Regions from separate parts of the Homo sapiens genome. Here region 2 is linked to region 1. Evidence: chromatin loops called from intact Hi-C (ENCODE). Cell type or tissue: OCI-LY7. All regions are shown on one strand. Links, peaks and the distances in the headings refer to the core of each region. The heading gives the core; the rest is flanking DNA.

Region 1 (11,056 bases), core at 1,716-9,715:
TTAGCAAGTAGGTTTACGGGGAGAGGTTGGAAAACGGAGAATGAATAGCATGCGTTGGTTGTTACTGACTGCTGGCAGCAAAGTATTACAAGAAAAAAGCTCAGGAAAGGACTGGCCAGTTTGGGGAAAGACTTTAAAGGGAATGAGGAGTACAGAAAGTCAAGGGCTGGCTGGGTGGAAAAGTCAACTATTTCTGAACTTGAAATCATAGAAGATGATATTTAAAAACAGACACGAAGCCTAGAGGGAAGCCTAGTACCCTCTTGGATAGAATGACTCAGCCTTTCAGCAAAAAGATATTAAGACTGGTGTTCCCACTCTAGCCTGGCAGCTTCAAGGTTGCCATCATTAAGTTGAGTATGTGAGACAGTGAGCTGAAGAAGCAAAGTAAAGCACCCTGGAGAACTATATCTAGGAAGGTACTTTGGGTTTGATAAACACATGAAAATGAGTAAGTAGAAAGCTACTACATTTTTTTGAGAAATACATTGTCCAGTACCAGAAGTCTGAAATTAAAATGTCGGACTTTCAAGACTTACAAAAAGCTTGAGCCTTTAACTTCCATGAACAAATAAAGTTAGGAAAGTTGTATAACTCCCAAAGAGGGCTTACACTTAATACCCAGTTCAGAGAAGGCCATGGAAAATAATAAACTTGGAAGAAACTGCTAGAGGGCAAAGCCAGGGGTCACAGAAAGCAACAGACTAAAAAAAAAAAAAAAAAATTCTCAAGGACAGTAGAAATTGGCACTAATCAAAGGACTTCTCCTACTCCAGACTGACAAATCCTCACAATATTGGCTAAGTGGAATTTCAGAATTGCCATAGCCTAATGATTTTCCTGTGTCTTTCATTCTACCAATTTTTTAATGAGAATATTTACAGGTTGTCTTGTGCCTGTTTTACTAACTGTGCATTGGGGATGGAGGGTAGCAAACTGATCACTGTCTTTTCAGATCATGGGCTACACAACCATAAGGAGCCACATCTAGGACTAAAGGAGAGAATTTCACATCACTTGAACATCTTGGACCTAGAACTAGAAGCAGGGACTGACTCGATGAGATCTTGTGTTTTCCACTTAAGAAAGGGGCTCATTTATTCTATGTGTGGGAGGAAGCATGAAATTGGTATTTGATGACCAAAAGGGCAAACTATGGCAGAAGCTTATAGCTTATATGATACTTATCAAATGTTTTGTTGTTGTTGTTGTTGTTGTTGTTGTTGTTTTCTCCTGGGGATACTGGTAAGCTACATTTCCAGCCCTCTTGTGTGTAAGATGGGAACATATGTCAAGTTCGCACCAATGTAATGTGAGCAAAAGTGATGTGTGCCTTCCTGCCTGAGGCAGTTGAGAGCAGACGTGTCTTCTTCACACTATCCATCACTCTGAGGCGACAGTAAAGGCCCTTGTTGAGGATATCAGAGCTTTCTATGAAGGAGAGAAGGCCTGAGTCTCTGACACAGCAGCACTTGGAGGAGAGCCATTCAGGAAGACTGCCCAACATCTGCATTAGACTCATGTGAATGAAATAACTTGTATTATGTTAAGCCACAGAAATTAGCAAATTGTCCGTTACTCTGTTAGTAGCCTCTCTAAAGAATAGCTGTGTCTCAAATAATTTGGCCCTCCTTTCCCATTAGAGTTGATGGCCTCAGTATGGTTACCTGACCAAATTATCTTACCTAGGAATTTGAAGGTGGAACATGTACTAAGTCAGTTTGCTAGGAAAAGCCAAACTTTAAATCGATGTGGCACCCGGGGGCCCAAATGGTAAATTAGTGCCATAAGCAAGATTAAGTTGTAGAGAAACAGAAAATCCATGGGGAAGAAAAAAAGAGACAAAAACAGAAACCAAAAACAAGGTAAGTTTTCAGGGATAAGCAGGAGACAGATTAAATTAGCAGAGGAGAGCTATGAATATGCCACGCCCTGTGGCAGCCATGGATATGCGCTCCTTGAATCTCCCGTTAAACAAGAATTCGCCAACCATTAGCACCTCCAAGATATGCCTCAGCCTTTAGCTGAGGTTGTGTTCTTCCTGAGAAGCTTCAGCCAATTACTGGGCACACTGTGGGTGTGAGGGCCTGGCCTTTAATGCCTCATGTGAGACTCCTCAAATGGTAATCTTTGCTCACAATCTTTGCCCATTGTTGGATTGGTTGAGACTTTGTCAAGTCTGCATCACGGTTTGAGGTTCCCCCTGCCCTATCTGAGTTCTTCATTCTTTCCTTTCATGTCAGAGCAACAGCGTGATATGAAGGTTTTTCCTCCCCACTCTTGCTTCCTCTCCGTTTTATCTTTCATAGGCATTTCTCCTCCAATAAACCTCTTGCACTTTCAAGTCCATTTCAGTGTTGGCTCTTCCATGCCAGAATCTAAAGTCATTTTAAGATTTTTAGAGGTTCTAGGTATGAAAAAGATTGTGGTGTCCCTAACTGTAATTGTAAATATAAATAATATTTAATCATAAAATATATATGAAGCATTTCAACAAAATCCTTATTTTTTTCATAATGACTCCCCCAATGATTCTTTTGTTTGTTTGTTTGTTTGTTTGTTTTGAGACAGGGTCTCGCTCTGTCACCCAGGCTGGAGTGCAGTGGCATGACAATCATAGCTCACTGCAGCCTCAACCTCCTCAGTTCAAGCAATCCTTGCGCCTCAGCGCCCCCAAGTAGCTGGGACTATAGGCGCAGGACACCACACCTGGCTAATTTTTTTTGTAATGTTTTGTAGAGATGGGGGTCTCCGTATGTTGCCCAGGATGATCTCAAACTCCTAGGCTCAAGTGATCCTTCTGCCTCAGCCTCCCAAAGTGCTGGGATTACAGGCATGAGCCACCACACCCAGCCCCAATGTGTTTTTGCTTATTATTTTGAATTTGAAATTTCAAATCCCCCCCAAAAAAACTACCTCTATTTTGCTTGATCTTTAAATACATACTTATTATACCTTTGGGGTAATACAGAACTGCTTAAGCCTCACTTTGGGCTCAATCTTCACCCCAGTGAAGTTAAAATCTGAAATGGATTTGGGCTGGGATAAGGGATTGAGCTTGTATTAGTTATATATTGCTGTGCAATAAATAAATAAACCACAAACTTGGCAGCTGAGGACAAAACATATGTATTATCTCACAGTTTGTATGGATTAGGAATCTGTGTATGTCTAAGGAATCTGTGCACGTCTAGTTGGGGCCTGTCTTAAGGTCTCTCCTTGGCTGTGTTCACAAAGCTGGGGTCTCATCTGAAGGCTGGATGGGGAAGGATCCACTTCCAAGCTCACTTAGTTGTTAGCAGCCAACAGGCTTTTGAACTGAAGGTCTCAGTTCCTCACTGGCTATTGACCAGAGGCTACCATCAATTCCTTGCTAAAGGGACCTCTTCAACCTGGCACCTTGCTTCATTAAAGCATTATGTGGAGAAATCAACAGGGAGAGTCAACTAGCAAGATGGAAATCACAGTCTTTTGTAACTTGGATCAGGGAAATGATATGCCCTCAATGTTGCCAGGGAAGAGATCACACGAGGCAATAAATATCAGGAGGTGAGTCTCATTGGGGCCATCTTAGAGGCTGCAAAAATTTTTAAAAATTTATTATATTGATTAGTTGAACATTTAAAATGCTAAAAGTTGAACAATTATTCTTGGTACACATTAATGCATTTTAATCAGTTTCTTTGCTTTTAACATCATGTCTGGTATTTTTCTGAAGAATGTGTTTTTTAATATAATATTTAAATCTTTTTTAAATAAGATTACCTCCAGTGTTCTTAAAGTTACATTTTGTGATTAATAAAATTGAAATCATTATATTCTTCATTGGAAAAAATGAAAAAGGAACAAATCTTAAACCAAATGAGACAGTGGCATAAATCAGGACCTCTCTGGGCAGAGTAGAACAATATGTACTTCTTAACTACAGAAGCAGAGAGAAAGGGAGAGATAGAGATAGATAGATAGATATAGATAGATAGATAGATAGATAGATAGATAGATAGATAGATGATATTGATTTCCCATGCAGATGTCAACCGTCCTCATAACTGGAGGATATCATATTTCTAATGGTGAAACACTAGCAGCAAAAAGTAAGGGATACCAATTGTGAGAAACAAATCACAACTGCACATCAAATGTTTGCTGACATTGGATCTGTGCTGTCTTCCAGTTGTGCCATCCTATTTTACTCCTTAAGAAATGAGGAAATTCCTATTTGGGGGCATCAACTCTCCCTCGAGAAAAACAAAGCTGCTAAGTAAGATTCCACCTAGAAAAGGGGAAAAGCATATATCAGAGAAACACATTTATACCCCCACACAAAATAATAGCATGAGCTGTGTTTTAGAGGAGATAGGGTGCCAAACCAAATTCACTCCTCTTAAATCAAAGCTTCCCCAAGTGCAAGTACATGGCCACATTGGGGAACCAGATCCAAGTTAGAGAAAAAGGAAATTTAGTGACAATGACTGTTTCTTTTACCCTTCAGGGAAAAAAATCCAAGTAGAAAGCATCTCTTTTCCAGTTCAGGTTGAAGAGTCCTTTCCTCCTGTCACATGTTTAGTTGTCCCCTGAGGTTAGCGGTGCAAGCTCACACTCTCCAGAAGAGCCACACCAACCCAGCCTAAAATGGTTACTTAGCTTCATTAAATCAGGTCACAGTGAAAAGGATAAGCTTTAATTATCCACTGAAGTGATCTTTGAATCCAGTATCTCTGTTTTCTCAACATGATCTCGTAGCAGGAATTATTTCTCTCAAGAACCACAAGAGGGAGTATTCTTACTTCTTTGTCACTGTCCATCTCTGACACTGGATAGACAGTACCCTTCTGCGTTTTTTTAATGATAAGACATATTATTAAACAAGCTTCATTTTTATTCATCTAAAATATGAGTGATTATCTGTGTGTCTTTCCTATGTATTATATCCAGGACATTTTCTTAACCAGCCATGATAAAAGAGAAAGCAGACAGTATTTCATACTGGTTCTTTCTCTCACATTTATTATCTGGGGATTGTGAAGGAGGATTTCTTTGTCAAGTTGTGTTCAGCAAGTGCAAAATAGCAATGGATGATTCTCCCTAACTAGGAGGAAAGGAATCATTTATCTGGAAATAATTATACCACTGCTTTGAGCTAACCATCTGCCTAGTCCTTAAAAGGCTAAAAGCAAACCACAAACATGATTCTGTCCATTTTCATCATATGCCTATGAGGTAAAGAGGTGATAACTAATACTTTCTTCAATGACCAAAGTGCAGTACAAATCAGGAAAGTATCGATCTTATGTAAGATACCACATTGACTGTGTCAACTAAAGTAATATAATCTGCTAAAGTAAGCAACCCCAAATACCCACGAATTCACACACACACACATACACACACACACACACCATACACAAGGCTTATTTCTCACTCTGGTCACTGTCTGATGGGAGTTGGGTAACTAGTCTGGGCTGCTTTCTTCCAAGTGATGATTCAGTGATTCAGGTTCCTTCTATTGTGTCACTCCATCATCTTCACACTGAATTTTCTCTTGGCTGTCAAGTAAAGAGTGGCATAATTTCAGGGGCTAGGCTTGGAAGTAGTATACTTTGCTTCTGTCCCCTAGCCTGGCTAGAACCCAGTCACATGATCAACTTAGATGAAGAATGAGGCTTCCAGTATGCCAGGAAAGAGAATGCACAATTACTGAGCTTCTAGACCAGGAGTTTGTCTTGTTTTTGGTTTAGTTTTTGTTTTGAGACAAGGTCTCACTCTGTCACCTGGCTGGAGGTGCAGTGGCACCATTTTGGCTCACTGCAGCCTCCACCTCCTGGGCTCAAGTGATCCTCCCATCGCAGCCTTGTGAGTAGCTAGGACCACAGACAACAGGTGGCGTGCCATTACCACTAGTTAATTTTTGTTTTTTTTGTAGAGATGGAGTTTCACCATGTTGCCCAGACTGGTCTTGAACTCCTGGACTCAAGCGATCCACCTGTCTTGGCCTCCCAAAGTGGTGGGACTATAGACGTGAGCCACCACAGCTAATCTAGGCCTAGAGTTTTTGACATGGTTTTCATGGGATACCAAAAGTTCTGTTAGCTTAGATGGAAAGAAATTCCATTCTAACCTCAAACTGAAATTTAGCATTTCCTTCCATTATAAATGTAGGTATGATAGACACTGGTAGTGCCCAAAGCCATTTCTACTCAGTCCATCTGATTTCAGTGCAGCTGACATAAACAATTCCATGCATACTATCAGCGACTCTCTGCAGGTATGACATCTCTGTGGTTTTTGTTTTGTTTTGTTTGCTTTAAAGATTTATCTGAAGTCTTGGAAGGTCACTCAGTAGATGCAAGGTGCAGCTCAGAAGTGCGGAGGGTTAATAACCATGGGGACAACACTCAAACCATGCTAAACAGTAGTGTTTATGTAAACAGACCAGTCTCGAGTTCTTTAGCAAGATTATTCTGAGGCACATTCTATAAACTTCGAAGTTTGCAAGTAGCATTGAGTTCCAGTTATTCTCAGCAGCAACCAACACAGTAAGATTTATTGGCTTTTCTCTCTTTCTTGTCTTATTCTCCTCACTGTCTCACTTCTGTTTCCTGGGACTATCTCCCAAATAAACTACCTGCACCAAGTCATTATCTCAGCCTCTGATTTCATGACAATCCAATTTAAGCATTGGTGTGGGAAGAGGCTCTAGAAAAATGCCCCTCATTATAGACTTTGAAACTGAATTACTAAACAGTCAGATAGCAACTGTCACATGTGGCAAGTGTTGGGAAAGGAGCTAACTCCTAGATTGTTGTGGCCTCACAATGACTAAGAGGCTTATCTATGGCATATTGGGATGTGGTACAGGTGAAAGGCGTATGCTGCATCTATATCACTTGAATGGTATGGGGTAAATGTAATGAAAAGAACGGGATATGTAGGTATGACTGAGAGCCTAGAATGCCCAGCTTATCCTAAACTCTAGGTCATCAAAAGTAGTCTCTGCCCCTTGCTAGAAAAGCAGCCTTCTATTGCCAGGAGACCATGCAGTGATCTTAAAGTAGATGCTTGTAAGATAATGCTTAAGGCCTGCCCTCACTTCCCTTCATTGACTCCCCTTCCCTTCACTGACTCCCGGCCAGTAGCTAAAGACCTCAGCATAGTCCAAGCAAGGAAGAATACTTCTTGCTACAAGAGTAAATAGCTTACCAAAAGATTTGCAAATCCTGGCTCATGTGTACTGACAAAAGCTGGGAGTGGATCTTGAGAATAATAGACCTGAGGATATGGGGCATAATATAAGCCTCACAATGGGGCAGATGATTAACATGGTTGCACTCTCTCAAAAGTTAATGTACTAGCAAGGACACCTGGAGCCAGTTCTAAGATGACGCTGCAATGATTCTTTTGAGCTTGGACACGACACTGTCTTACAATAAATGAGTTAGAGATGACAGATTGTGTTCAGGGAGTTGATAAAGGGAACAAAATGATCATCAAATGGGCATCTTTAAATCGATTAATTATGTGAGCAATGAGAACCTACTGCCTGATTATGTTCCGTGGAAAGGGAAGACACATCCTTCTTTAGGGTGCAAGGAATGCACCAGTGAGGGGGACACCAGCATCACTGAGACACTCTTGGGTGACTCTACTTTGTAGCCCAGGATTGACTGGGGTAGATGCTATCTTGGGACTAGAATCCTTAGTGTCAGTGGGGATGGTAGAATTGCATAATAGTGGAGAACAACTAGTAGCATTTAACTATCAGAGGCAACATTGATATCATTACCATAACAGAAAGCAAGAGCATAGTTGCCACTTGTTTGCCTTGATTTGTAGAGATCTGTGGTCATGGTCATTAGACCATCGTGTCCTCAGAGCAAAGTATAAAAACAGTGAAAAGAACACCATATGCTTTAGCAGTCTGCCAAAAGGCTCAATGCATTAAAAAAAACAAAACAAAACAAAACAAAAAAAAAAACAGCTTTGATCAATCCTATCTCTGATAGTCTACCTACCTGCTTACCAAATATTCATTTTGCCCTTTCTGCTGTACATAGTATGCAGTCACAGTTCAAAAGAGGCAATTCAAAACAGTATCCACTCAATACATCAAGTTCATTCCAAATCTTTTAAAAATTACAAAACAATAAAATAAGTAGATATGTATTTTGTTCCTACAGTAAGTGATAAAACTCCTTCCATAGCAAGAGAAAACAGAGCTTAACAAAACACTCAGCTTCTATTTCACAAAAGTCTAGATACCTTTTGCTATGTAACAAACCTCTTCAAAACTTAGTGACATAAAATAATAGCAATATTTATATTTCCCAGAAATCTGAAATTTGACAAGGCTTGGCAGAGATAATGTGCCAAGCATCTTCTGGATTAGCTATGGATGTCAGCTAAAACACCTATACGTGCTGTCTATATGTGCACTCACAACATGGTGGCTAATTTCCAATGATGAGTTTCTCAAGAAGGAAAGCCACAAGGAAGCTGCTGACTTTTTTAGCCTGACTGTGGTGGTAGTGACACAGCATTACTTTTCAATGCATTCTATTAGTCAGATGCAAATGACAAATATAACACTGAACAATATTAAAGAGGAGGGTAGTTAAAGCAAACCTTTTGATGAAAAAAGTGTTAGGCCGGGCATGGTGGCTTATGCCTGTCATCCCAGCACTTTGGGAGACCAAGGCAGGCGGATAGCTTGAGTCTAGGAGTTTGAGACCAGCCTGGGCAATGTGGTGAAACCCCATCTCTACAAAAAATAATACAAAAAAATCAGCTGGGTGTGGTGGTACATGCCTGTGGTCCCAGCTACTTGGGAGGCTGAGATAGGAGGATCACCTGAGCTCAGGAGGTGTGGGTGGCAGTGAGCCAAGATCACGCCACTGCACTCCAGCCTAGGCGACAGAGTGAGACTCTATCTCAAAAAAAAAAAAAAAAAAAGTGATAAAAAGTTTGTGGACATGTTCACAAACCACAACATGCACACATAGTTTTCCCTTATTGATCTAACTGGCTGGCTACATGTATTAAAAAAAAATACTTGTTTGAAAATGTAAAACCTGAGGCTAATATAAGACTGGGCAGGATACTTACTGGATAGGCTCAATAATAGAATGGAAGTGACAGGAAAGAGGACTTGGGGACGGTACCTTTTGGTCTAGTATTTGTGGAATTGGCATCCCATAAGGAAAGAAAAAGAGGATGGTGCAGAAAAATATCTGAAGAAATAATGGCTGAAAATGTCCTAATGTTGATGAAAGTCACAGATTTACAGATTAAAGAAGTTTAGTCAACCCCAAACAGAATAAACGCAAAGAATTCCATGCCAAGATACATTATAATCAAACATCTGTAAACTAAAAATAAAGAAAAAAGATTTTTTTAAGCAGTGAGAAAGAAAGACATTAACTAGAAAATGGGAACAATAATTCAAATGACAGTGGATTTCTAAACTGAAATCATAGAGGCCACGAAGAAGTGACTCAACATTTTCAAGTGCAAAAGTTTCCTTCAGGAATAAAGAAAAAATAAATGCTTTCTCACATGACAGAAAACCAAGAGGATTTGTTGCTAGAAAACTTACTCCAAAAGAATTGTTAAGGGAAGTTTTTCAGATCAAAGTAAAATGAAAAGTAAAAGGAAGACTTTGAATATCAGGAATAAAGAGAAAGCAACAGAAATGGTAGATACTTGGGTAAATATAACTTCTCGAGCTCTTAAAAATACATTTGATAGATAAAAACAAAATTGTCATATTATCTGATGATTTATTTAATGTACATCAGTGAAATATGTGGGGAAAGTACAACATAAATTGAGGAATATTAAAGGACCTATATGGTGCTAAGCTTTCTTCATTCTAACTGAAGTGGTAAAATATAGATTCTAAAGAGATCATGAAAATTAAATATGCATACCTCTTGATTGACCACTACCTAAACTGTTAAAAAAAAAAAAAAGAGAAAGTCAAGCACACAATAGATAAATTAAATGGAATACTACAAAAGTTTATATAATCCAGAGGAAGGACATAAAGGAGAAACAGAATAGCAGAATATGGAAAAGGAAAAATAGAAAAAATAAAATAAAATTGTAGACCTAAATCCAAATATACCAATATTACATTAAAGGTACATAGTCTAAACACATAGAGATTGTCAGGAAAGATTTACAGAGAAAAACTGTAGGCAGGTTAAAGGTAAAAGGATGGACAAAGTATATCATGTAAACACTAATCAAAGGAAAGCTAAAGTGATAAGAAGGGATATTACATTAATATAGATAAATTTACCAAGAAGCCAAAACACTTCAAAATGAATATGGACATAACAACAGAGCATCAAAATATGTGAAGCAAAAACTGACAGAAAAGAAAGAGAAACAAACTCATAATTATATTTGACAACCTCAGTTTCTCTCAGTATTTAACAGAACAAGCAGACAAAAATCAGAAAGGATGCAGAACTGAGTAACAGTATCCACTAAGTGGATTAAATTCATATTTATGAAAAACTTCATCAAATAAAGCAAAGTACAATTTTTCAAGTGCACATGGAATAATCACCAATATAGACTATATCCTGAGTTACAAAACAAAACTTAAATTTTAAAAAATTGATACCATACAAAATATATTCTCTAAGCATAATAGAATTTAACTAGATATCAGTAACATAAAGATAACCGAAAAATTTCTAAACACTTGGAAATTAACATGCAATAAACAACCCATAGGTCAAAGAGAAAATTCATGGAAAGTTAAAAAATATATTATACCCGGCCAGGCGCAGTGGCCCATGCCAGTAATCCCAGCACTTTGGAAGGCTGAGGCGGATGGATCACTTGAGGTCAGGAGTTTGAGACTAGCCTGGCCATCATAGCGAAACCCCGTCTCTACTAAAAATACAAAAAAATTAGCCGGACTTGGTGGCACGTGCCTGTAATCCCAGCTACTTGGGAGGCTGAGACTGGAGAATTGCTTGAACCTGGGAGGCAGAGGTTGCAGTGAGCCGAGATCACACCATTGCACTCCAGCCTGGGCAACAGA
Region 2 (11,056 bases), core at 1,712-9,711, 470 kb after region 1:
CTCTATTAAATAGAATGCCCAGAAGTTTAAGTGAATATCACCTTTTTTTTTTTAATTTAAAGAACCAGAAATAAAAATGTAGAACAAATAAAAGTAATCATGTTCACATCAAACTCAGGGAAGAACTAATGAGAAGGCAGAGAATTAAGCCTTTATGTTTTATACCACAGAGTTATCTAAAAATGAAAATACAAAAAATTGTCAGTACTTGATCTAGAATTTCTAGAAGTAATCTCCAGGACTAGAAATCCTTATATTTGTTAGTTATCTTAATAAAAATGGAAAGCTAAATTAAATCTTAAAAAACAAGGCAGGGAGTGATATAATTCAGATTGTGGAAGGGGCAGTTATTCACCATGTCATGTATACAACAACTTGGATTGATCTCAGAAAGGATGACATCCAGTATCAGACCTAAGTGAGCAACGTAAATTCATCTTGGCTAGAACAGAAGGAGAGGGGTGGTTGGAGAAAAGTAGAATATAAGTTAGTCAGATTAATTATAGCTGATGAAAAGCTTCGAAGGTATCAATATCTGTGTAGTTGTATGACTGTTGGAAGCTAAACTTTCAAATATATGGGAAGTACCTTAGACTTTGGGTCTGTGATTTTAGAATGCCTGTTTTGTTGGAGCCAGCAGATAATGACAGTAAAGTATTGATCAAGCCACTCTTTTCTTTGCCTTCCATCCTATGAAATGGAGCTAATAATACCTGCTTGCCTTCAAATCTCAAGGCTACAGTGAAGATTAATTAAATAAAAGCTGTAAGGCACTTTTAACTCTCCTGCAAATAATTCTTGTAGGTATATATTATTGCCATTAGTTATTCTAGGCATTTCATATTCAACTTGCAAGTTTAAATTATATCAGACATTTCTCCCACAGGCTGATACGCTTTACCAGCAACATGCATACATACACACAGAGAGAGAGAGAGAGAGAGAGAGAGAGTTCTTGTCTATTGAAAACTTAGCAGAAATTACCGTTGTAATTTACTATCTTTATCATCAGGTGCTCAAGAAGGAGACAATTTTTTAATATCTGGGAAAAATCAGTATAGGAAGTCCAAAGTCAGCAGAGTAGCTGAGTTAGTGTCAGATTAGTGGAGAAGATGCTAATAGATGATGGCACACCTCCATAAAAGGACTGTAAAGGTCGTGTTCTCTGAGAATTGAACAGTGCTGAACTGTGTGCCATCTTTTCTTATATTTAATTACATGACAAGTGTTTATTGAATGCCTTGTATGTGTAAGGCATGTCAGGGAACAAACCAGACAGCCTGAAGCTGATATTGTCTTAAGGTTCAAGTTTTTAGATATAGCAAATTCTTCACATGATACTTCTAGCTTAAAAGGAAATCACATTGATTTTCGTTTGTTCACCATGATCTGCCTATTTTAAAATGTTTACAGCTTATGCATCAAGATTTCTTAAAATCCAAAAATATAGGTTAAATATTGCTTATTCAAAACGCTTGGGACCAGAAGTACTTCAGAGTTCCAGTTTTTTTTTTTTTTTTTTTTTTTTTTTTTTAACTATTTGTATGATCCTTACCTTTTGGGCATCCCAAATCCAAAAAATTGAGATCTGAAATGCTCTAGTGAGCATTTCCCTTTAGCATTATGTTGGCACTCAGAAGGTTTCAGATTTTTTTGAGCATTTCAGATTTTTGGATTGGGGATACTGAACCTGTAATAAATATATTTTGCCTTGTAAGTTTGTAATATCAATCTGTCACCTCCTCCAGGAAGTCCTTCATGATTTCTTGAGCCATATTCAATTCTCTGTTTATTCTAATCTCTTATATCCCATATTGTTAGTTTCATACCTTACAACACTGATTATATTTAGTTTTATAATTTATTATAAACTGTATAATAAAAGTCATATTTTAAAAAATTTTCTTATTGTATTATATGTAAGTATTGTCTCTAGAAGACTAAGAAACTTGGGATCAAGAACAATGACAAGATTTAAACTGCAGCAGGTCTACCCACTTGCCTGGAGAATAGTTGTTATTATATCACAACTAACATGTATTGAACATTGCCTCCAAGGCTCAATTCTTAAGTGTATTCCGTAAGACTAACTCTTAATCCTTGTAACAATTTTGTGAGTTAAGTCTTATTTACCTTATAAGTAAATATTTACCATTAGGTGAGGAAACAGAGGCAGAGAAGGGTAAAGTAACAGCCCACGATGGTGAGGCTACAAAGTGGCAGAACTGGGATTCCAACGCCGGAGGACTAGCTTCAGTCTTCTTGCAGCACGCAGGGGCCTTGGTGATTCAGCCTCTGACAATCCAACCTTAGCTCTGGCCACTTCTCCTGTGTCCTGTGTCCTGTGTCCTGTGCTGCACCCTTACTGAAGCTCATCACTGCCAGAGCAGGGGCATTTTGTGAGTGCTTTCTGGGGCCAGGCACTGTGTTCACAGTTGACATTGAGTATCTCATTCTCTCAAGAACCCTCTGAGGCTGGTTTATTATTTTCCCCATTTTGTAAATGAGGAAACTAGGTCAGAGAGGTGAAATAACTTCTCAAAGGTCGTAGAATGAGGAATTCATAATACTAGAATTACACCCACATTGTTTTTCATTAAATGATGAGATAGGCAAAAATCTGAGACACAGAAAGGTTGAATTTTACCAATATTTGTTGGATAAAGGAATGATTATGTCCACATCTTAAATGCTGAGTTTTTAACAATTTTAAACAAATACAGATTTAAATAAAATGGAAACTTTTCACTTTCTTTATTCTAATTTCTAACATCAATGAAATGAGGCTATTTATATGTTCCTGCTTGTTGGTGTATTTGAATTAATTAGATATGTGCCTCCTTTAGGCTGCTAAATTTGACTATTCCAGAATACTTTAATCCATTGAATTCCAAACTCCTTGCCCCAGTTCCTACCTGAACCTCATCAAAACTTTTATTCCCTTCTCATAGTTTTATAGCTTACTTTATTTAAATTCTACACTGAAAAGGAAATGGGCTCTCTGAGCTTCCTCTTTTCTTGGGTGGCTCCCCCTTTATGTCACTCTTCACTGCCCACTTTGGCTGGACCTGCCCATCCAAATCCAATGGTAGAACCCAGCCTCTACCATCTGTCCACTGTGGGGCTCAAGCCCAGATAATTGGGTCCTTTTACCCAGCTTGATTGACAAATCACACATCCTCCGTAAGTCCCTAAGCTGCGTTGATGAAATTGAGTATGCTCGTTGGGCTCTCAGAGATGAAGGCAAAGGTAGAGTGGAAGGTGGGCAGAAAGAGAGCTGGGCTCGAAAGAGAAGGGTGGAGAGCAGGAAGATAAAGGAGGCATCCTTCACAAGAGAGGTGTGGTTATTGTCAATTAGGTGGTTGTTGGAGAGCACATTGATGTACACTGTTGCATTTTATTCTCACAGTTTACTGTGAAGAAGGCAAGTAGACAGAGTGGCATTGTACCTACTTTATCAAATGAGGAAACTGAGGCAGAAAGGTGATCGGAGTTATCTCAATTGCTACTGCAGTTATTTTTACAACTGGCCTGGAGTCTGTTCTGGACTTTCATACTAGTGCTCAGCCACACAGATTATAATGTTAGGAGAACTTGACTCATGGGGTAAAATCCATACTCCAGCAGCCCTGATGCCCTGAGTAAAACCAAGGATGTGTTCTTCCATTTAGCCAGATGACTCGACATGTATTCTGCTTGTGGGAGAGCTCAACTCTATGTGGTGCTGTTGGGTTATGCCCCCCGTGGCGGCCCAGGACTCTTCTCAGATGTAGTGCACCGCTTGTGTCAGGTAGCCGAGTGCAGTGCGTTAGTAACCAGCTTCTCCTTTAACTCTCAGATGGAATCCTCTACCCCAAAACCATCTCTTCTCATAAAAGACACTCACTGCCTCCTTCCAAACCTCCTTCCATCTCTCAAATTTCCTCTTTCAGTGAAAGCTTTAACTTACCTTGGAAACACAGGCATTGTGTTTCTGACCCCTTTCCCTCAGCTCTGACATCTTTCCAGACAATTACTGAAGCCTGGCAGTTACCATCTTTGATTCAGTTGGAGTCTCACATCTCAAATGGCTTATTTCCTTAATCTTCTAATTAGCCTCCTGCCTCCAGTCATCCCCAGACAGCGTCACCCTGCACTCCACTGACAGAATTACCTGACTACACATCTCTCTGACTGAAAATCTTGGCTGGCTCCTCACTGCCTCCAGCCCAATTTTCAAACTTCTTCATGTAGAATTCAGATTCTCCCACTATACTCCAATGCATCTTATTCTTCAGCCACACTGAGAAAGTCACTCTCTCAAACACACTGTGTTCTTACCTTCATACTTTCCCACCTCCTGTTACCGTATCATTTCTACACTTGTGAGAGAACTGGTTTTCCTAAGGTGTATCTTAGATGTTATCTATCTTCCACCTGTTCCCACACAGAGTGAAGGCTGCCTCTCCGTCCTCCTGTAGACCTTGTAATATTCTACCATTATGCACTTACATTTTTGTATATGATGTTGCTGTCCCCTGCATATGAGTTGCAAGCAACTAAGGCTTAGGCACATTTCCTTTGGTCATCATTTTATTCCCTAACACATACTAGATACAAGTAGAATACAAGCTTCTTGAAAGTAGCAGTCTTTGTGTCTGGCATGTCATAGGTGCCTATTAAATATTTGTTGAATGAGTGAGTAATCAATAAATGTTTGAATTAGCAAGGGTAGGAACGTATGGCTCAGATACTACCAGTGCAATACTCCTTTTGTTGACCGTGTGTTCATGCCGGCAGTGCATGGTTGTGGTCCTGTGTTTTGCAAAGTAAGGACAGGCTCATGATAACAACCTAGCTTTCCACACTACTCACAATGCATGTAACTGGCTTGATCTTGTTTTATATCAGGAGGCCAGTTCACTTTTTTATGTATTCAATTTCACTATGTGAATTGCTCCTGTGAAAAAAACTGCATTATTGTAATTCTTAATTATACTAATCACTCCCCTTCCATGGTTATTGAGAATTATAACTAAATCAAAGAGAGGATTGAATTTGGGGAAATCAAATGAATATGTACTTAACAAAAATCCCGTTAGCTATTTTTGTTTTTGGGCATATAGCAACACCTAGTGGCTTTATCGATTATTTCAGAGACTATTTCTAGAAACAGCTTCTTGGGTTTTTTTCTCCCTTATTAAATAACCACTACTTATTTAATATTTTTTCTTTCCTCTTAATTAACGAACAAATATCTTTGACTATTTTGTATTTAGAAAGTAAACTGGCTCTAGCATAGGAATAGATATTACAGAATTGATGTTTATCCATAAAAAGTGTGGCCCACCTAATAAAAATAAGTGAAGTACTTTAAATGCAGACATCACAATGATATGGCACAATATTTTAAACATTTCACAACATCTAGAACCTTCTGAATAATGACATTACTCAAATGGGAGCCTTTTGTGGGAAGTATTCTCTCCCTTTTATATAGATAGAATTTCTTATTTCTTTATCAAATTCATGTGTAGATCAGTGTATCCACAGATATATACATTTTATGGGTTGCCTTACTTATCAAGTACTCAATAATGAATTCTTCATATTTATATTTGCCATGTCATTGAACCATTTTTATATTTTGAGATTTTAGATCCCCAGAAGAAATATGTCTAACCTGTATCACACAGATTTCTGCCTTCTTAATAAATGATATATTTTACAATTTTTCTTACGTTGACAACTTAGAATTATAGTTGTAAATAATTATTGCATTGAGCTGATGCCTTCTTGAGAAATTTGGGGGCTGTTTTCCCTATTCAATTTGTTTTAGACAGACTCTAGTGCTTTATGAAACATTTGTATCTGTTCTTTACAGCTTTTCTGTCTTCTCCTTCTGTCTTATCCTGCTGCTGGCATTGTTTCTTTCCTTCCCAACCCTCCTTTTTCTTTTTTTTTTTTGTCGGCCCTCTTGGCCCCTTCTGATACGCTGCCTCTATTCTTTTGTGGACTAGAGGGTCAGCTAACCAAGTCAGCTAACTACATAGCTTAGTACTCTCCCAATTCTCCTGGCTCCTAATTTTGTGCTGTTTCCACTATACTATACTGAAGATGTATGCTAAATCCGTAATGCTTTAAAGTAAGAATAACTAGGTTTTAAGAGAGGACATGGTCCACTAGAGTAAAATCCACAGCATTAGTGATTCTATTACTGTTATTTTAGCCATTGGATAGCATTTGTTGTACTCCTGGCCAGGTCACTGAGATTCTTCCTATTCACATACATATGGAGAGAATTAAGTTAATAGATATTCATTGTGCCACCCCCTCTTTGTCAGGAGCATGATAAGCACAAACATGTGTAGACTTATTTGATTGCATGCTAAAATTGACAAACCATGTACAGGATTATAGATGCCTTCATAATTATGTGTTCATATAGGAAGTTTTATATAAGACCATCCATCCTAAAGATTTGCAAACAGTATTATTGAACTTTTAAACTTTCTGACTTGATGTGTTGTCGTGGCCAAATAATCTATAAATGACACTTAAAAGAAAGTTGAATTTTCTTCATGCTGTTAATGTGAACTCTAAGCCATAGGGTAATTTACCTCCTCATAAATGGTCACTATTTCTTGTGAATTGTGGGATCTGAAATAAGCATGTATGTCATATAGACTTTATGCAGTGGAGCAACTCTAAATAATAATACGTTTAATTCCAAATATATTTTATAGATTTCTGTCTTATGCACACCTGTTTTATTAAAGTTTTATGAAGACATTTTATAATTTTCAAAAAGTCCTAAGCTTGAATGTAAGTAAAATTTTGATTATTTACCAAATAATCTAGGAGCCAAAAATATATTTTTTGATAAAGCAGAGAAGTTGATTTTTTTAAAATACCTCTAAATTATAAAGATATATTTTGTTCTGGTATTCCTACCAATAAAGGAGTTCTCAATTTTTTGTGGCTACGAATTTCAGGATTTGTTGGCCTTTTTAATTCATTTTGTGTCTCCTTGGTGGGACATTTGGCACAGCATATCAAATAGTGACAATAAGAGAGTCAGGCTTTGCAGCCAAACCACAGGTGGCAAATTAATAAAAGCTTCTGCACCTTCACTAATGTGCTTATCTCTGGGAGAAGGTGACCATTACTCTTTAAAATCCAAAGGTGACAATTAAAATTTCAAATGTTTGCTCCTGCCCAGTGGCCTGTGACATTGTTAGAGAAACACGTCCTCAATGTCTTAAGAGGGTCAGTGAGAAACTGTTTTTAGGAGCATAATCTGGGTAACTAGTAGCTCTTTCCATAGGATTTATCCATCAAATATAATCACATGCAGCTATTAAAATTACACTAGAGAAGACTTAGTGATGCAGAAAAATTAATATTAAAGTTTTTTTAAAAAAGAACATTCTGTAACTGTGGTAGAATATTCTATTTTTGTTAAAAAATTACACAACTGGAAGAATATATAAGAGTATTAACAGTACTTATCTTTGGGAGGTAACATTGTAGGTGATTTTTCTTCTTTGTTTTAGTGGTTTTTTTTTTTTTTTTTTTTTTTTTCAGATTTTTAACAGTGAACTTGGATTATTTTGTAATCAGAAAACAAGTTATTAAAAAGTATTTGTAACTTTCATTTTTTTCTTTAAAGTGAAAGATTATTTTTCCCCCTAGACTCTCTAACTTCATTATTCAGGAAAAGTGGGAAGGAATCACACTGAATTGGGGTTAAGAGAACTGTTGTCAGCTTTCATTAGTTCACTCCACAAATACTTGTTGAGTATCTACATTGTGCCCAGGCAGTGTTGGGGATAATGCATTAAATAAAGTCTCTGGGAGAGGATGTACAATAAATAAATATTTACATCTTGTGGTGATCAGTGTTTAATAAAGATGGGATTTTTTAGCATTGGGAGAGGAAGTGTCAAAGTTTCTTCCTCTTTGAAAAGTGAGAGGTTTAGATCACAGGAATAATGAAATCCTTCCCTCTCTAACATTCTAAGCTTCCTATGACTTTTGAATAACAGTTGACTACCAAAGCAGTTGTCACAAAGCAAATGCAAAAGTGGGTCAATGTTAGCATTGAGATAAAAGAGGAAATGTATATCCTGAGAAAAATACTTGATTAAAAAGTGATGTTTCTGTAACTGTTGTTGATAATAAAGATCGCAAATGAAGATAGAGCATTAAATGTTTACCTAACACAGTAAATAGTACAAAAGAAAATATGATATCTTTCTTTGTTTCAGGTATCCTCTGGCACATGCAGGCCTGATGTTTCAGAATCTCCTGAATTACGTCAGAAGTCACCATTGTTTCAGTTTGCCGAGGTAATATATTACAATTGATACTTAACTAATGAGGAAATTGTAAAGTGGGCTTAAATTGGGGCTGATAACAGTAACTGAAAGCAATGAAGAACTCTACTCAGCTCAACCATAAGTGGGAAAATAGAATCAAATTTTGGAAAAGATATTTTGGGTCTCTAGAGTTCTTAATTAAGAAATAACTACATTTATGCGTTTATAGAAGCTTATCATTAAAGTCATACTAAATATTATTAACCTCATTACTAATTTTTACTCATGGATAGTAAGGTTAAGAATATATTGAATTACTATTAGAATTTAGTCATTTGTTGATGTGTTTATTTGATAAAACAGAAGACAAAATCAGCTCATGGTTATTGGCTATGCAGCTAATCTATGCATTTCTTTTTCTTTTCTTTTTTTAGTGCACTTTCATCTTAATTGAAACTTTAGCATGAGGTTGGCAGTTTTCAAAGTCTTCTTTTGTCAGACTTGTTCAGCTCAATAGGTCTCTTGACACTGGTTCAAAGAGATGGTGTATAAAAGCACATTGTCCTTGATATCAAGTCTAAAGTTTAAGACTGCTCAGAATATCTTAATTTACTCTGGAACTCAATATGAGCCCTCACTGATACATTTTTTTCTTAAACTTTAAGCCACCTGGTCTTTCCTTGATCATTTGAATTGTCTTTGACTACACATTCTTCACCACTGTCATCCTTCCTGGTGTTTGCCCAACTGTTTTACAGTTTTATACAGGGGGAACATTTTTTGTTTTTTATTTTTTTTTAAGAGAGAGTCTCAATCTGTCATCCAGGCTAGAGTGCAGCAGCATGATCATAGCTCATTGTAACCTGAAACTCCTGGGCTCAAGGGATCCGCTTGTCTCAGCCTCCTGATAGCTAGGACTGCAGGCACATGCCACCATGCCCAACTAATTTTTTTTTTTAAACAGGGTCTCACTATGTTGCCCAGGCTGTTCTTGAATTAGTGATCTCAGGCGATCGTCCCACCTCAGCCCGTCAGAGTACTGGATTACAGGGCATGAGCCACCATGCTCAGCCTGCACTCTTTTTTGTCAAAAGCAGTTATAAACATGTTAAATAAGATTGGTCCCAACTTTGAAAGCAGAACGGCTTAAGAGATGATCCTTGAACCTCTAAAGATCTAATGATACCTCTAAAATTTCACAGGAAATTTTGGATATGTTAGCATGTGTACATTTTTGTGGCTTCTAACAGCATATCTAAGATCCAGAGAGATCCCTGATCCTATTGCTTTTATATAAAAGGTCTCTATCTCCAGGAGCTCCTATTTATGTTATTAATTGAAATCTTTATCTTAATTTATAATAACATCCCCCTCCCCCTTTTTTTAGAACTTCTGAGATACTTTTCACAAAATTGGATGGATTGTAACACTGGTTCTATTTTGTTCACTGCTTGATTTAATTCTTAAAGGAATATATTGTATTTAGGTATAACCTACAATATTTGTGTATTTCCCCTTATATAAATTGTTTATTTTTTTCTAACTTTTATAGAGGGTTGGTAGGGATGAAAAGTGATGTCTGAAATAAGTTGTACTGAGTTTATAATTCCTAAGATTACAGGAAGATTTCTCTGGGTTCATTTTTGCATTCTGTCATACTTGCACATGGTGGTCACTTGAAATGATAAGATTCATGGTTTGACCAAGAAAAGTTCTAAAATTTTATCCTTGAATGTCTTCAGAACACTTGGTTAGATCTTACAATGGATAAAATGGTTTATTTCTACCTAGTTTGTTAAATTGGATTTGGTTGATATTTGTTCTTCTTACTGATATTTATTCTAAAAATCCTTATCAGATTAAAAAGCACAGTAGAATGAAATTTTCCTGATGGCTTCAGCAGTGAATACAATTAATTACTCAGTCAGTCTCTCTACTAATTTTTTTTTTTTAATTTTGAGACAAGGTCTTGCTATGTTACCCAGGCTTGTCTTAAACTCCTGGGCTCAAGTGCTCCTCCCACCTAGCCTCCCAAAGTGCTGGGATTACAGATGTGAGCCACACTATGCCAGCCTCCTGATTCTTTCCCATTCCTAAACATCACTTTTATATGTATAACTACGTGGCCCTGTTGTTTTTCTAACCAGTTTAACTAAAACGAAAAAGCAGTTTTTGTGATGAAAGAGTTTTGATGAAGTGGATTTACTGCTTAGTAAGTACCCTTTGATGGAGTTGTTGGTGAACAGTTACTTGAAGGAAAGACTTGTGGGATTGGGAATGGGCTGAAGTTATTATGATGCCCAGGCTTTCTGCTCCTGTGACCCACTTTTACCCTGTATTATAGCTGAAAAAAAGTTTTTTTCACTTTGGAACCAAAATTACTAACTCACCTTGCTCCCAAAATGTCCTTGAAAAGTATTTCCACATGTTCCTCTGAGCAAAGTTGAAGAAAGCTACCATAATTGCCAACTGGAAACAAAAGGTCCCCTAGTTGAATCAAGTGTAGGGTGGCAGACTCTTCCATTCATTGTCACACACTAACGTGTGAGTGTGTGTGTGTGTGTGTGTGTTTGTGTTGGGTGGGAGGACGCAGGTGCTATGAAAGAAGAAAATGCTTTTCATATTTAGTAAACAATTTATTGAGTTCTGGTGCCATGCTAGGTAACATCTTTTATGGCTTATTTTTTTTCACCATAATCCTCTAAAATGCAGATTATTATCATCATCATCAATTTACAGTGGTGAAAAATAAGTCT

Evidence for each region. A loop is a pair of places that touch in the nucleus more often than their neighbours do. Peaks named below come from ENCODE experiments on the same cell type or tissue, not always from the same donor. Only the 100,000 strongest peaks of a DNase experiment are listed, where the experiment ranks them.
Region 2: a loop joins it to region 1, with 2.0 times the contacts of the local background. A loop is called at or near these places in 6 of 110 quality-filtered maps.

The regions. Positions count from the first base shown.
Region 1 is chr3:107,267,215-107,278,270 of GRCh38, forward strand. The region is part of intron 1 of DUBR (DPPA2 upstream binding RNA); the gene reads left to right. Among named protein-coding and RNA genes, the nearest start is that of DUBR, 32 kb to the left of the region's middle. In OCI-LY7, for the core only: CTCF peaks have their summits at 4,769, 4,973, 5,875 and 6,076; a DNase peak (open chromatin) is centred at 4,777.
Region 2 is chr3:107,736,381-107,747,436 of GRCh38, forward strand. BBX (BBX high mobility group box domain containing) reads left to right here. Exons shown (of 18, transcript NM_001142568.3): 8 at 8,250-8,330. Among named protein-coding and RNA genes, the nearest start is that of LINC00635, 140 kb to the right of the region's middle. In OCI-LY7, for the core only: CTCF peaks have their summits at 5,117 (motif pointing left) and 5,318; a DNase peak (open chromatin) is centred at 5,101.